2 separate regions of the Homo sapiens genome follow, and region 2 is linked to region 1. A link is a loop called in an ENCODE intact Hi-C map of the cell type or tissue named here. Cell type or tissue: ascending aorta. All regions are shown on one strand. Links, peaks and the distances in the headings refer to the core of each region. The heading gives the core; the rest is flanking DNA.

What was found. Peaks named below come from ENCODE experiments on the same cell type or tissue, not always from the same donor. Only the 100,000 strongest peaks of a DNase experiment are listed, where the experiment ranks them.
Region 2: a loop joins it to region 1, with 2.1 times the contacts of the local background. A loop is called at or near these places in 7 of 110 quality-filtered maps.

What each region holds. Positions count from the first base shown.
Region 1 is chr19:12,490,969-12,498,532 of GRCh38, forward strand. No RefSeq gene overlaps it. Among named protein-coding and RNA genes, the nearest start is that of ZNF709, 9.9 kb to the left of the region's middle. RefSeq lists enhancers at 3,554-4,434, 4,435-5,314, 4,576-4,655 and a silencer at 4,336-4,385. In ascending aorta, for the core only: a CTCF peak has its summit at 4,478; a DNase peak (open chromatin) is centred at 4,463; H3K4me3 peaks cover 1,389 bases; H3K27ac peaks cover 2,736 bases.
Region 2 is chr19:12,291,841-12,298,122 of GRCh38, forward strand. It overlaps ZNF44 (zinc finger protein 44), which reads right to left and starts at 3,043. Exons shown (of 4, transcript NM_016264.4): 1 at 2,852-3,043. The coding sequence starts at 2,854. RefSeq lists a silencer at 2,598-2,827 and an enhancer at 3,378-3,427. In ascending aorta, for the core only: no CTCF peak of the experiment used is centred there; DNase peaks (open chromatin) are centred at 2,161 and 3,091; H3K4me3 peaks cover 2,611 bases; H3K27ac peaks cover 2,270 bases.

The DNA of each region.
Region 1 (7,564 bases), core at 1,569-6,568:
AGGAGTTTGAGACCAGTCTGGCCAACGTGGTGAAACCCCATCTGTACTAAAAATACAAAAAATTAGCCTGGCATAGTGGTGCATGCCTGTAATCCCAGCTACTCAGGAGGCTGAGGCAGGAGAAACACTTGAACCCGGGGGGGTGGAGGTTGCAGTGAACTGAGATCATGCCACTTCACTCTAGCCCGGATGACAGAGTGAGACTCCATCTCAAAAAATAAAAAAGAATCCTTACATATGCAGCCAAGTGTGGTGGCTCATGCGTGTAATCCCAGTACTTTGGGAGGCCAAAGTGGGAAGATCACTTGAGGTCAGGAGTTTGAGACCAGCCTGGGCCACATAGTGAGACCCTCGTCTCTATTCAAAAAACAAAAGGAAAAAAGAATTCTTACATATGACAGCAAAAGCAAAAATTGATGTGTGTGTGCAATAGAATACACACACACACATATATATACACACACACACATAATTTGGGCCTCATAAAAGTAATAGCTTTTGTGCTTCATAGAACACTATCAATATGTTGAACCAACCCTGCACCCCTGGGATAAATCCCACTTGGTCACGATGCATTACATTTTTAATGTGTTGTTGAATTTGCAAATATTATAATCCTATATCTGGAAAAAACTAAAGACTCCACCAACCAGCACTTTGGGAGGCCGAGGCAGGTGGATCACGAGGTCAGGAGTTTGAGACCAGCCTGGCCAATATGGTGAAACCCTGTCTCTACCAAAAATACAAAAATTAGCTGGTCATGGTGGCATGCACCTGTACTCCCAGCTACTCAGGAGGCTGAGGCAGAAGAATCGCTTGAACCCAGGAGGTGAGGTTGCAGTGAGCTGAGATCGTACCACTGCACTTCAGCCTGGGCGACAGAGTGAGACTCTGTCTCAAAAAAAAAAAAAAAAAAAAAGACTCCACCGAAAAACTATTAGAAATGATAACCCAATTCAGTAAAGTTCCAGGATACAAAATCAACATACAAAAATCAGTAGCATTTCTATATGCCAACAGCAAACAATCTAAAAAAGAAGTCAATAAAGTAATCCCATTTATAATAGCTACAATTAAATACCTAGGAATTAACTTACCCAAAGAAGTGAACAATACCTACAATGAAAACTATAAGACATTGATGCAAGAAATTGAAGAGGACAAAAAAATGAAAAGATACTCATGTTCATGCATTGGAAGAATCACTATTTTTTTTTTTTTTTTTTTTTTGAGACGGAGTCTTGCTCTGTCGCCCAGGCTGGAGTGCAGTGGCGCGATCTCGGCTCACTGCAGGCTCTGCCCCCCGGGGTTCACGCCATTCTCCTGCCTCAGCCTCCCAAGTAGCTGGGACCACAGGCGCCCGCCACCTCGCCCGGCTAATTTTTTGTATTTTTAGTAGAGACGGGGTTTCACCGTGTTAGCCAGGATGGTCTCGATCTCCTGACCTCGTGATCCGCCCGCTTCGGCCTCCCAAAGTGCTGGGATTATAGGCGAGTCACCGCGCCCGGCCTAGAATCACTATTGTTAAAATGTCCATACTAACCAAAGAAATCTAGAGATTTAATGCAATCCCAATCAAGATACCAATGACACTCTTCACACAAATAGAAAAAAACATCCTAAGATGTATATGGAACCAAAGAAGACCCAGAATAGCCAAAGCTATCCTAAGCAAAAAGTACAAAACTGGAGGAATCATATTACCTGACTTTAAATTATTTAAATATGACTATAAATCATATTATCTAACTTTAGAGCTACAGTAACCATAATGGCATGGTAGTGGAATAAAAACAGACACAAAGATCAGTGGAACTGAATAGAGACGCCAGAGATAAATCCATACATCTATGGTGAACTCATTTTTGACAAAGGTGCCAAGAACATACATTGGGAAAAGGACAGTCTCTTCGATAAAGAGACTGGGAAAACTGGATAACCATATGCAAAATAATGAAACAGACCTCTCTCTCTCACCATATACAAAAATCAAATCAAAATCAGTTAAAGACTCAAATCTAAGACCTTAAACTATGAAACTACTAAAAGAAAATATAGGGAAATTCTCCAGAACATTGGAGTGGGCAAAGATTTCTTGAGTAATACCCTACAAGCACAGGCAACCAAAGCAAAAATAGATAAAGGGGTCACATTAAGTAAAGAGCTTCTGTACAACAAAGTGAAAAGACAAGCTACAGAATGGGAGAAAATATTTGCAGACTACCCATCTGACAAGGAATTAATAACCAGAATATAGACCGGGCGCAGTGGCTCACGCCTGTAATCCCAGCACTTTGATAGGCCGAGGCGGGCGGATCACGTGGTCAGGAGTTTGAGACCAGCCTGACCAACATGGAGAAACCCCATCTCTACTAAAAATACAAAATTAGCGGGGCATGATGGCACATGCCTGCAATTCCAGCTACTGGGGAGGCTGAAGCAGGAGAATTGCTTGAACCCGCGAGGCGGAGGTTGCGGTGAGCTGAGATCGCACCATTGCACTACAGCCTGGGCAACAAGAGCAAAACTCCATCTCAAAAAAACAGAAACAAAAACAAAATAAAAAAAAACCCCAGAATATATAAGGAGCTCCAAAAAAATCTATAGAAAAAATCTAATAGGCCGGGCGCAGTGGCTCACGCCTGTAATCCCAAGCACTTTGGGAGGCCAAGACAGGCGGATCACGAGGTCAGGGGATCGAGACCATCCTGGCTAACACGGTGAAACCCCGTCTCTTCTAAAAATACAAAAAAAAAAAAAATTAGCTGGGCGTGGTGGCGGGTGCCTGTAGTCCCAGCTACTCAGGAGGCTGAGGCAGGAGAATGGCGTGAACCCAGGAGGCAGAGCTTGCAGTGAGCCAAGATCACACCACTGCACTCCAGCCTGGGCGACAGAGCGAGACTCCGTCTCAAAAAAAAAAAAAAAAAAAAAAAAAAAAAAAAAAATCTAATAATCGGATTAAAAATAGGCAAAAAATCTGAAAAGACATTTCTCAAAAGAAGGCATGCAAATGGCAAACCGTTATATGAAAAGGCCAACATCACTGATCATCAGAGAAATGCAAATCAAAACTATTATACAATGAGATATCATCTCACCCCTGTTAAAATGGCTTTTATCCAAAAGTCAGGCAGTAACAAATGCTGGAGAGGATGTGGAGAAAAGGGAACCTTTGTACACTGTTGGTGGGAATGTAAATTAGTACAACCACTATAGAGAACAGTTTGGAGGTTCCACACACACAAAAAAAATAAAAATAGAGCTGCCATTTGATCCAGCAACCCCACTTTTAGGTAAATACCCCAAAGAAAGGAAATCCATGTATTGAAGAGAGATATCTGCACTCCTATGTTTATTGCAGCATTATTCACAATCCCCAAGATTTAGAAGCAACCTAACTGTCCCTCAACAGATGAATGGATTAAAAAAAAAATGTTCCAAATACACAATGGAGTACTATTCAGCCATAAAAAAGAATGAGATCCTGTCATTTGCAACAATTTGGATGGAATTAGAGGTCATTATGTTAAGCGAAATAAGCCAGGCACAGAAAGACAAACTTCACATGTTCTCACTTATTTTTGGGAGCAAAAAATTAAAACAATTGACCTCATGGAGATAGAGAGTAGAAGGATGGTTACCAGAGGCTGGAAAGGGTAGTGCGGGGGTTGGGGGAAGGGGAAGTGAAGATGGTTAATGGCCACAAAAAATAGAATGAATGAGACCTAGTATTTGCTAGCATAACAGGGTGATTATAGTAAAAAATAATTTGGTTGCACATTTTTAAATAACTAAAAGAGTATAATCGGCTTGTTTGTAACACAAAGGATAAATGCTTGAGTTGATGGATTCCCCATTTACCATGATGTGATTATTAGGCATTGCATGCTTACATCAAAATATCTCATGTAACTCATAAATATATACACCTACTATGTACCCACAACAAAACTTAAAATTAAAAATGTAAACATTGCCTGGTCTCTGTGAACCTACGGGGTCACAGTTCTGAGTGTCCTGGCAGCATGATGCCAAGCCACTGTCCTCTGGAGAATATCTGACTCTCCTGATCCAGTATGGCCTTGCCTCCAGGGCCCTTTTGCTGTGGATTTACTCCTCAAAGAGTCAGTCATCAAGGGGTTCGCTTTATCTGGAAACTCTTGTCTGGCATTCCCTGCGCGCACACCTATGTCCCCGTTCAGAAGCTTCTTCGGTAAACGCCAGTGTCCGGTCTGAGGGCCTTTATATCTAGCATATAAAGTTCTGGTATAATGCAAATGTCTCTGGCAGGACAGTTTCAGGGACAAAAGTGGAAGCTGGATCGCTCAGCTACCTGACCTCCGTCTGAGATGTGACTCAGGCAACAGGGGGTGGAACCTCACAAACTGTCCAATTGGAGACGCCGCCGGAGCGGTGGGTGGGGCCGCCCTGTACAAAGGCGCGTGGATACGGTGGCGCGATTTCCAGTTTGTGTCTCTCCTGCCTCGAACGTCGCTAGGTGGCTCTGCCGCAGCCTCTGTCGCTCTGGGACCCGCACTGGCAGAGGGAGTCGTAGTTAGGGGGTGGGGACACCGCGGAAGCCCGGAAATGGTGACTGTGCGGGGCCTGGAATCCCGAGACCTGAAGAGCTGCTGGCCGGAACCGGCTGTCGCGGGAACCGGGCCTGCCCGCGGCCACTCCTGGGTCTGTGAACCCGAGTCCCCCTGGCGTAGCTCGGCCCTCGGCCTCCTCCCGCCGCAGAGTGAAGCTGGGCCGGCAGCCAGGATCCCGGGAGTCCTGTCCTGTCCCCGCGCGGCTACTGAGGCCCGGGTCCCGGAGCCCTGTGTGGGCAGCTCCATGCCCGTAGCCCCGCGTCTTCCAAGATTGTGTGGGGATCACGGGAGGGTCATAGGAGAGAAGGAATCCCGGCTCGAGTGTGGCGTTCGTGCGTGGGAGGAGCGGTGGTCCGTGGGGTCCCCAGTCTCTTCTTTTTCCCCAGGGGGACCGGTTTGCCCCTTAATTTTACAAACGTGTGAAAACAGGATCTCAAATCCACGACCCCGTTTTCCAGCCTAGCTCTTCCTAGGACTGACAGGAAATCCCTAAATTTGCCAATTCCTTCTTTCATTCCAAATGAAGCTTTCCCTCTCCAATTCATAATATTATTATTTGCCCTGTTAAATACAATTTGTAGGAAGCCATTGGTTTAGACTGAGCTCCTGCACTAGACCCAACAGACCAAACCAAAATGAGTTACCCACGGGGACGTTCCTCGCTACCAAGCTGAAACTAAGTTGTTTATCTGACCTTACAAATTATCAGGAGAGAAAGAGATGCTGGTCAAATCCCCAACAGGCCAGTTTTAGCCAACATGATAAAGAAAGTCCCCTCTGCTTTAACTTTTACCAGAAAAGCAACTTTGAAAGTTCCCGTCTTTCAACTGGGCGTGATGGCTCACGCCTGTAATCCCAGCACTTTGGGAGGCCGAGGTGGGTGGATCATTTGAGGTCAGGAGTTCGAGACCAGCCTGGCGAACATGGTGAAACCCTCGTCTCTACTAAAAATACAAAAATTAGCTGCATGATGGCCTGTGCTTGTAGTCCCAGCTACTCAGGGGGCTGAGGTGGGAGGCTCACTTAAGCCCAAGCCCTGGAGGTCGAGGCTGCGGTGAGCTATGATCTCGCCACTGCGCTACAGCCTGGGTGACAGAGGGAGACCCTGTCTCAAAAAAATAAACATCAATAGCGGTTGAAAGCCCCATGACTGGGGAGCAGCAGCCAGAGACTAGTGACTTCAAGCTAAGACCACTCTTGAGCCTGCAAAGGGAGGTCATTGAAAGCCCAGATGGGTCTTCCTGGGGAGCCTTCCCCAAAAGTGTCCTACTTGCTCTCACCCACCAAGGAAAGAGCTCTTTATACAGAGAGAAGCTACAGAGCACTGGAATGCTGGGAACCGCACGCGGTTTTAGGAGAACCGGGAGGGTTTTAATTGTCTAGGTTGTAATTGTAGTTTCCTTGGGTCTACTTTTAGACATTAGGTTTGAGTTTTGCTTTCACATTAGGGTACACTCGTGGTGTAATTTTTCCATATTGAAAAAGTCTGTGAAAGTTACAAGTTCTGTCTCCTGGACATGGTGTTAATGACTTTGGGAGTTCATTTGTGTCAGAACCTTCATCTGAATCCAGCTGACAGTTTCGTCACTTACGAGAACCAGTGGGAAGGGGCATTCTCTGCTCCCGGAGTTCATTCCTGTGGCTGCTCAGGTGTCCCTGCTGTCACCAGGGACTATTCCACTCTAGGGACTATACCCTAACAGGGAGAGAGTGTGGACTCCAAGCTTTGGTATGTGTTTAACCTTCTGGATGTTGGTTTTTCTTCTGAATTGCGGAGAAGCAGGCTGCTTATCTGAGCTGATTCAATGTTTGTGTTTCTTTCCTTTGGATTCCTTTTTCTATTGAATATTGCAGCACTTTAACTCCAGTTTCCTTTAACATTTTGTAATTTTATTCCCTGTATGAGTCTGTAGGATTTTTAGTTTGTTGGTCTTTGAAAATTTAAGTTGATTGAGAAATATGATGTAAGAGAAGCAAATCCTGGAACCAAATAGAATTTTTATTCCTTTCAGGCAAAAGAAGCTCATGGTGTGAGATGGATATGTTTAACTTCTCAGGTGCATTTTTATTTTTACATTAGTTTGTGTGTGTGCATATCCCTAGAAAACTTTCAAACTTCAAAGGCTCTACTATTCCCAGGGCAAATGGATTCCTGTTTTAATTGATACGAGGAAAACTACTCCTCAAAGCTTGTGTAATCTTTGAAAAATTCTACTACATTTAATGGTTATATCCAAACCCTAATGTATTATAATATGCTACTCTTTTTTTGAGACTGAGTCTTGCTCTGTTGCCCAGGCTGGAGTGCAGTGGCGCCATCTCGGCTCACTGCAAGCTCCACCTCCCGGGTTCACGCCATTCTCCTGCCTCAGCCTCCCGAGTAGCTGGGACTACAGGTGCCCATCACCACGCCTGGCTAATTTTTTTGTATTTTTAGTAGAGCTGGGGTTTCACCATGTTAGCCAGGATGGTCTCGATCTCCTGACCTCGCGATCCGCCCGCCTCGGCCTCCCAAAGTGCTGGGATTACAGGCGTGAGCCACCGCGCCCAATCTATAATATGCTACTCTTTCCTGAAAATACCCCTCAGTGTGAGATACAGTGGACAGACATGCTATGATGCAGATTCTCTTAAGATTTGAAATTTTACATTTCGTATAGTTTACACTTTTAAAAGTGTATAAAGGATTAAATCTTAATGAAGACAACTTAAAATTTAAAAAAAACTACATTATTTAAAGACTTTAATAGTAAAATATAGTGCAGATAAATATCTTCGTTCATTTTATTTTTTTATTTTTTATTTTTTTTGAGACGGAGTTTTACTCTTGTTGCCCAGGCTGGAGTGCAATGGCACAATCTTGGCTCACAGCAACCTCCACCTCCCAGGTTCAAGTGATTCTCCTGCCTCAGCCTCCCGAGTAGCTGGGATTACAGGCATGTGCCACCATGCCCAGCTAATCTTTTTGTATT
Region 2 (6,282 bases), core at 1-5,000, 200 kb before region 1:
AATTAGCCAGGCATGGTGGCATGTTCCTGTAATCCCAGCTATTCGGGAGGCTGAGGAAGGAGAATTGCTTGAACCTGGGAGGCAGAGGTTGCAGTGAACCAAGATAGTACCATTGCACTCCAGCCTGGGCAATATAGTGAAACTCCATCTCAGAAAAAAAAAAAAAAGAAAAGAAAAGAAAAAAAGTTTTTAAAAAATGGAATAGGGCCTGGGTCCAGTGGCTCATGCCTGTAATCCCAGCACTTTGGGAGGCCAAGGCAGGAGGATCACTTGAGCCCGGGACTTCAAGACCAGCCTGGCAACATGAGGAAACCCCATCACTACAAAATACTCAAAAATTAGTAGGGCATGGTGGGCATTCCCAGCTACTCCGGAGGCTGAGCCCAGGCAGTCTAGGCTGCCTAAGCTGCAGTGAGCCATGATGGTGCCACTACACTCCAGCCTGGGCAACAGAGGGAGACCCTGTCTTATAAAAAATAAAAATAATAAAAAAAAGGAATAGAAAACTACATATATATAATTTGTTTTCTGAATTCCAACTCTTTCTGGCCTCTTTAGAAACACTTTATCTTCTCTATAATCTCTAATGATAGGATGCCCTTTACAGTTAATAAAAAATTAAATTGGAAATAACTGAACAAATCTTTTCAGGGTAACTAACCCAGGGTGGGGCAGAACTGACTGGAACACAGACAAGTCTCACTCAACCGTCAGGTCAGGTCGTTCTATCACCTGGCACATCCGCCAGCCCCACGGTGCTCATTGAAGTGCTCAGCAACCACATTCCTAGGAGACACTGCCTTATGTCTTTTTCAGGCTCATGCAAAACCTCATTGGGTGGGTTTTTCAGTTTTTAGAAACAGTTTTCTAGCTTCACAGTCGGAGAGAGTCCAGAAGGCAGAAATCATTTGTCTTGTCCCCTGAATAACACCATCCAATTTTCTGATAAGCCATGCGTCACCAAGGAATGGAAACTAGGCTTGGGGAAAAAAATGTCAATGTCCCAGAGGTTAGGTTTTTTTTTTTTTTTTTTTTTTTTTGAGACAGAGTTTCCCTCTTGTCGCCCAGGCTGGAGTGCAATGGCATGATTGTGATTTCGGCTCACTGCAACCTCCACCTCCCAGGTTCAAGTGATTCTCCTGCCTCAGCCTCCCATGTAGCTGGGATTACAGGCACCTGCCACCATGCCCGGCTAATTTTTGTATTTTCAGTAGAGATGGGGTTTCACCATGTTGGCCAGGGTGGTCTTGAACCCCTGACCTCAGGTGATCCGCCCGCCTCGGCTTCCCAAAGTGCTGGGATTACAGGCGTGAGCCACCGCGCCCAGCCCAGGGGTTAGCTTTTTACAGGAATGATATACCAGAAGATTCCTCCCACCCCAGTGCATCCACCTGATCCTTTGGGAGGCCCCACTCCAACACCTCAGGCTGTCCTCTGGGAAGAGTGACCCAAGGGCCGATATCCACTAGGCCCTCCATGAGATTGGCAGCTTCCAGCATCTTAGGGTAGCCCCAGAAAGTTCCATAACACAGGGCCTGGAAAAGATACAGGGTGGGCTGAGGTCACATCACCCTGTAAAGGACATACTGAGAAGGCATCTGTGCCTAGGGGAGATAAAAGAGGCACAAAGGTTTGGTTTTTTTTACAGCAGTGTCAGGTGGTTATTCTCTTCTTCCTCACATGTGAAATGTTAAGGAAAACAAAATAAATCTGTTTAAAAAGAGCCATACATTGCTATCTGAAAACAAACGACAAAATTCTGTGTCTATTTGAAATATCGTCTTGCTGACAAAGGGTTCATAACGTTACTGGGAATTGAGGAGTGAAGTTAGCATATGGAAGGCTCTGGAAACCAAAAGATTTACTGTTAGCCCCAAGAGGAGTTAGGATGAAGGGACAGGTCTCAAAGACCCTGATGCCAATATCTTTGAAAGCCTCGGAGGAGAAATGGTCGCCCTTGGAAAGAAAGGACTGAAGAGCACAGAGACCACAGCTCCTCCCACACACAAACCCCACACACGAGTCTGGTTTGTGCCTAGTGACCCTCCCACCGTCACCGTGCAGCCTCCTCACCGGGCTCACAGGAACTGCGAGCCAGGCTGGAGGCGAGATTGCAGTTAGATATTAACCAGGTGCCCTCAGCCCCGCTGCTTCACAGGAAGCCGCCTCCCTGAGAGTCAGGTCACAGCAGACGCTGACCGCCGGCTTCCCCATTGGCCTGGGGATAAGATCTCTGAGAGTTGCTCAAGAGTCGTCTAAGTTCTTTCTCAGATCTTGAATTCCAGCGGAAAGGCTGGCGCCAAGCAGGCTGAAGACCCCACAAGGAAGCCCACTCAGCAGCAGAATGCGGTTTCTTCACCTCCAGTCCCAAGATTCACCCCTCACTTCTCCACCAACCAGCGACCCCACATCCCAACCACCCCCGTCCAGACCCCTAAACACCCCATCCTCAAACCTCTCACGGAGGCGGATCTAGGGTGTCCTCTCCTATTAAACCGTTTCTGCTGCAGCCCTCGGCGTCCGGGTGCAGTGACTTGGGCTGCGAACCTGTACTGGTTCCGCCGCACAATCTGGGGAGAAGCGGGGCTGAGGGCGCGGAGCTGCCCAGAGAGGGGCGCCGGGGCCGGGGCCGCAGTCGCAGCTCAGGGACGGGACAGGACGCCCGGGGTCCCGGCTGCCGGCCCAGCCCCACCCTGCGGCCAAACGGACCGAGGACCGAGGTGCGCAGGGGGCGCTCAGGTCCCAGACCCCAAAGACGCTGCGGCGAGGCCCGGGTCCCGCCACAGCCGGTTCCGACTGGTTCCGACCAGCCCTTCGCCCTGCCTCAGGACGCCGGGCCCCGCACACTCACCATTTCCCGGCTGTGCGGTGTCCCGGGTCCTCCCAACTCCCGTAGTCAGGGTAGGTCCCAGCGCGACAAAAGCCACCACAGATGTCCCAGGGCGTCTCTCAGTGACAGAATACGGAACAGAGGTCACCAGGGTGAAGAGGCCACTAGCTCCTGGAACGTCACACCCTCCTCTCTGCCTCGCGCCTGATTGACAATTCTCAGGAACCCGCCCACGACTTTGATTGGGTAGCCCTCCAGGTCCCGCCTCCTGGGCACTGAGTGACAGAAGAAGCGATCTCACAGTGCTGAGTGCAGCCGGATGAACAGGTTCCAGACCCGGCCCCTGGCAGGGCGGGCTTCCTCCCTGCGTTGTGACCCGACCCGTCCCGGGAAACGTTTGCCTTAAAGCGGAATTTCCTACCTGTACGCAGTGGGCCCTTTTTGCTTCTTCCTCCTGAACAATTGTGTGCAAGGAATCCCAGACTCACTGTCCAGTGGAGCCATCCCTTGGCCTCAGAGCAGGAGGGCAGCCGAGGCCACACAGGCCACACTGTAGCAGCGGGGGACAGGGGGTGGGTGGGTGGGGGGGTGGTGCTGATGTCCTCCAGGGACCAGGAATTTGGGATGAGGCTGTCGCCTGCAAGGTCAAGCCTTTCTTCCACTATAAGCGCTGGATGGGTTCTTTCTGCGCGCTACGCAAATAAAGACCACGGTATTGCAGTTAAAAAAAAAGTTTAATAAACACTAGGCCAGCTACGATACGTGAGAGACGGAGTTACTACTCAAATTATTCTCATCCAAGGTCCTCTGGTAGGGGTTTTTCAAGGGCAGTTTGGGAGAAAGGGTGGAGGTAGCTAGGCTTGCTACTGACTGGTTGGGGTGGGGATGAAATCACTGGGGATGGAATCTGTCCTCTTGGCAGTGCGTGGTGGCTCACCGCTGTAATCCCAATACTTTGGGAGGCCTAGGTGGGAGGATCGCTTGAGGCCAGTAGTTCAAGACCAGCCTGGACATAGAGTGAAACTCCGTCTCTATACTATAAGGGAGGAGACCACCCCTCATATTGTCTTATGCCCAATTTCTGCCTCCAAAGAAGAAGTAAAAACTAAAAGGCAGAAATGAAATCCACAGGCAGATAACCCGGCTTGTGCCCTGGGCTGGGTAGTTAAAAATCAACCTCTGACCTAACTGTGTTATCTATGATTCCAGACATTGTATGGAAAAGCACTGTGAAAATCCCTGTCCTGTTCTGTTCAGTTCTGGTTACCGGTGCATGCAGCCCCCAGTCACGTACCCACTGTTTGCTCCATCAATCACGACCCTCTCACGCGGACTCCTAGTTGTAAGCCCTTAAAAGGGACAAGAATTGCTCACTCGGGGAGCTCGGTTTTTGGAGACGTGAGTCCGCCGATGCTCCCAGCCCAGCTGAATAAAGCCCTTTCCTTCCACAACTCGGTGTCTGAGGGGTTCTTGTCTGCGGCTTGTACTGCTACATATTTAAAAAAGAAAAAAAGAGGCCGGGCCCGGTGGCTCACACCTGTAATCCCAGAACTTTGGGAGGCCCAGGCGGGCGGATCACCTGAGGTCGGGAGTTTGAGACCAGCCTGACCAACATGGAGAAAGCTCGTCTCTACTAAAAATACAAAATTAGCTGGGCGTGGTGGCACATGTCTGTAATCCCAGCTACCTGGGAGGCTAAGGCGGGAGAATCACTTGAACCCGGGAGGTGGAGGTTGCGGTGAGCTGAGATCGCGCCAAGCCGAGATCGTGCCTTTGCACTCCAGCCTGGGCAACAAGAGCGAAACTCCGTCTCAAAAAAAAACAAAAAAAAGACAAAAAAAAAAAAAACCTATCCTGTTATGCTGAATCACTTCTGGTTGGGGCCACAGGAGCAGAGTTGGCAGGTGCAGGTGGTGTCAGACATGCAAAAAAAAAACAAACAAACAAACAAAAACTGAAAATACGTCTACAAATGCTAATCTACAATAGTGGTGTTATCTGCAGAAATAGCTGGCAATCTATGTCTACACTTTAGCAGCATTCCGATTCCTTTCATCCCTCAGCCTGATGGCCATTCATTCGTTTTACAAAGGCAGTTGAGTTTTGGGGAAGGCTTATTATCATTTAAGCTATCTTCCAAAGTTAGCTGTGCCTAAGAGCCCAGGATTAAGGGAAAGAGAAGACAGAGGGTTGGCAGGGGCGGGGGGCGGGGCGGGGCAGAACGGGTGTTGGCTCAGATCTCTTCCACTGCCATAATTTTCTCACTGATATAATTTTTTTGCGATCTATTCATTTTCATCCCAGAAAATAAAAACACATCAACAATGAAATGAAATTGTTAAATGTGTGAAAAAACTGGAATTATAGGGCAGCATGGTTGTTTTTTTTTTGTTTTATTTTGTTGTTTTTGTTTTTGTTGTTGTTGTTTTTGAGATAGAGTCTCACTCTGTTGCCCAGGCTTGAGTGTAGTGGCGCGATCTCGGCCCACTGCAACCTCCGACTCCCAGGTTCAAGCGATTCTCCTGCCTCAGCCTCCCGAGTAGCTGAGACTACAGGTGCACACCACCATGCCCAGCTAATTTTTGTTTTTTTAGTAGAGATAGTGTTTCACCATGTTGGCCTGGCTGGTGTTGAACTCCTTACCTCAGGTTTATTTGCTTGCCTCTGCCTTCCAAAGTGCTGGGATTCCAGGCATGAGCCACCACACCTGGCCTGACAGCATGTATTCTATTAAAGGAATCAGAAGAGAAGAAAAGAAAAAATATCTCGTTCAGGGAAGTAAGCAGGAAACCCCCTTTCAGGAAGTTAAACAGATTCCCGAGCTTGAGAGCCAGACTCTTGACTCCTGAAATGGAGCCCCAGAGTGGATCAGCACCTGATGATGAGGGAGAGACATTGAAGGATTTAACTCTGGGAGCTCAACTTGCCCTCCTCTGCACAGTGTAGAAACACTCTTTCCTTCAAGACTTTAAATGTTAATGACTTAAAAGCTCCAATCGGAAGCCGAAACATTAGGGAATGAATTTGAAAACATGAGGGTTTCCCCATATTTCTATGAAGCAAAAGTAGAAAACCTAAAACCACCATGAACTGGAAGCTGGAACTAATGGCTAAAAAAGAAAGGAGTCAAACATCAGGTGTCATTCGATGAAATAAAATCTTTATTCAATTTGTAAAAATGGTAGTGTTTCCAGACAGGAAAAATGGGCATGTTTGGAAAATAAGGAAAAGAAATGATATCTGATTATAGCTAACAAATAAATGATACTCTTGCCTTCAAAAATCACACAAAGACACACACACACACACACACACACACAGAGAGAGAGAGAGAGAGAGAGAGAGAGAAAGAGAGATATCCTATCACCTAGCACTTTGGGAGGCCGAGGCAGGCGGATCACAAGTTCAGGAGTTGGAGATCAGCCTGGCCAGTATGGTGAAACTCCGTCTCT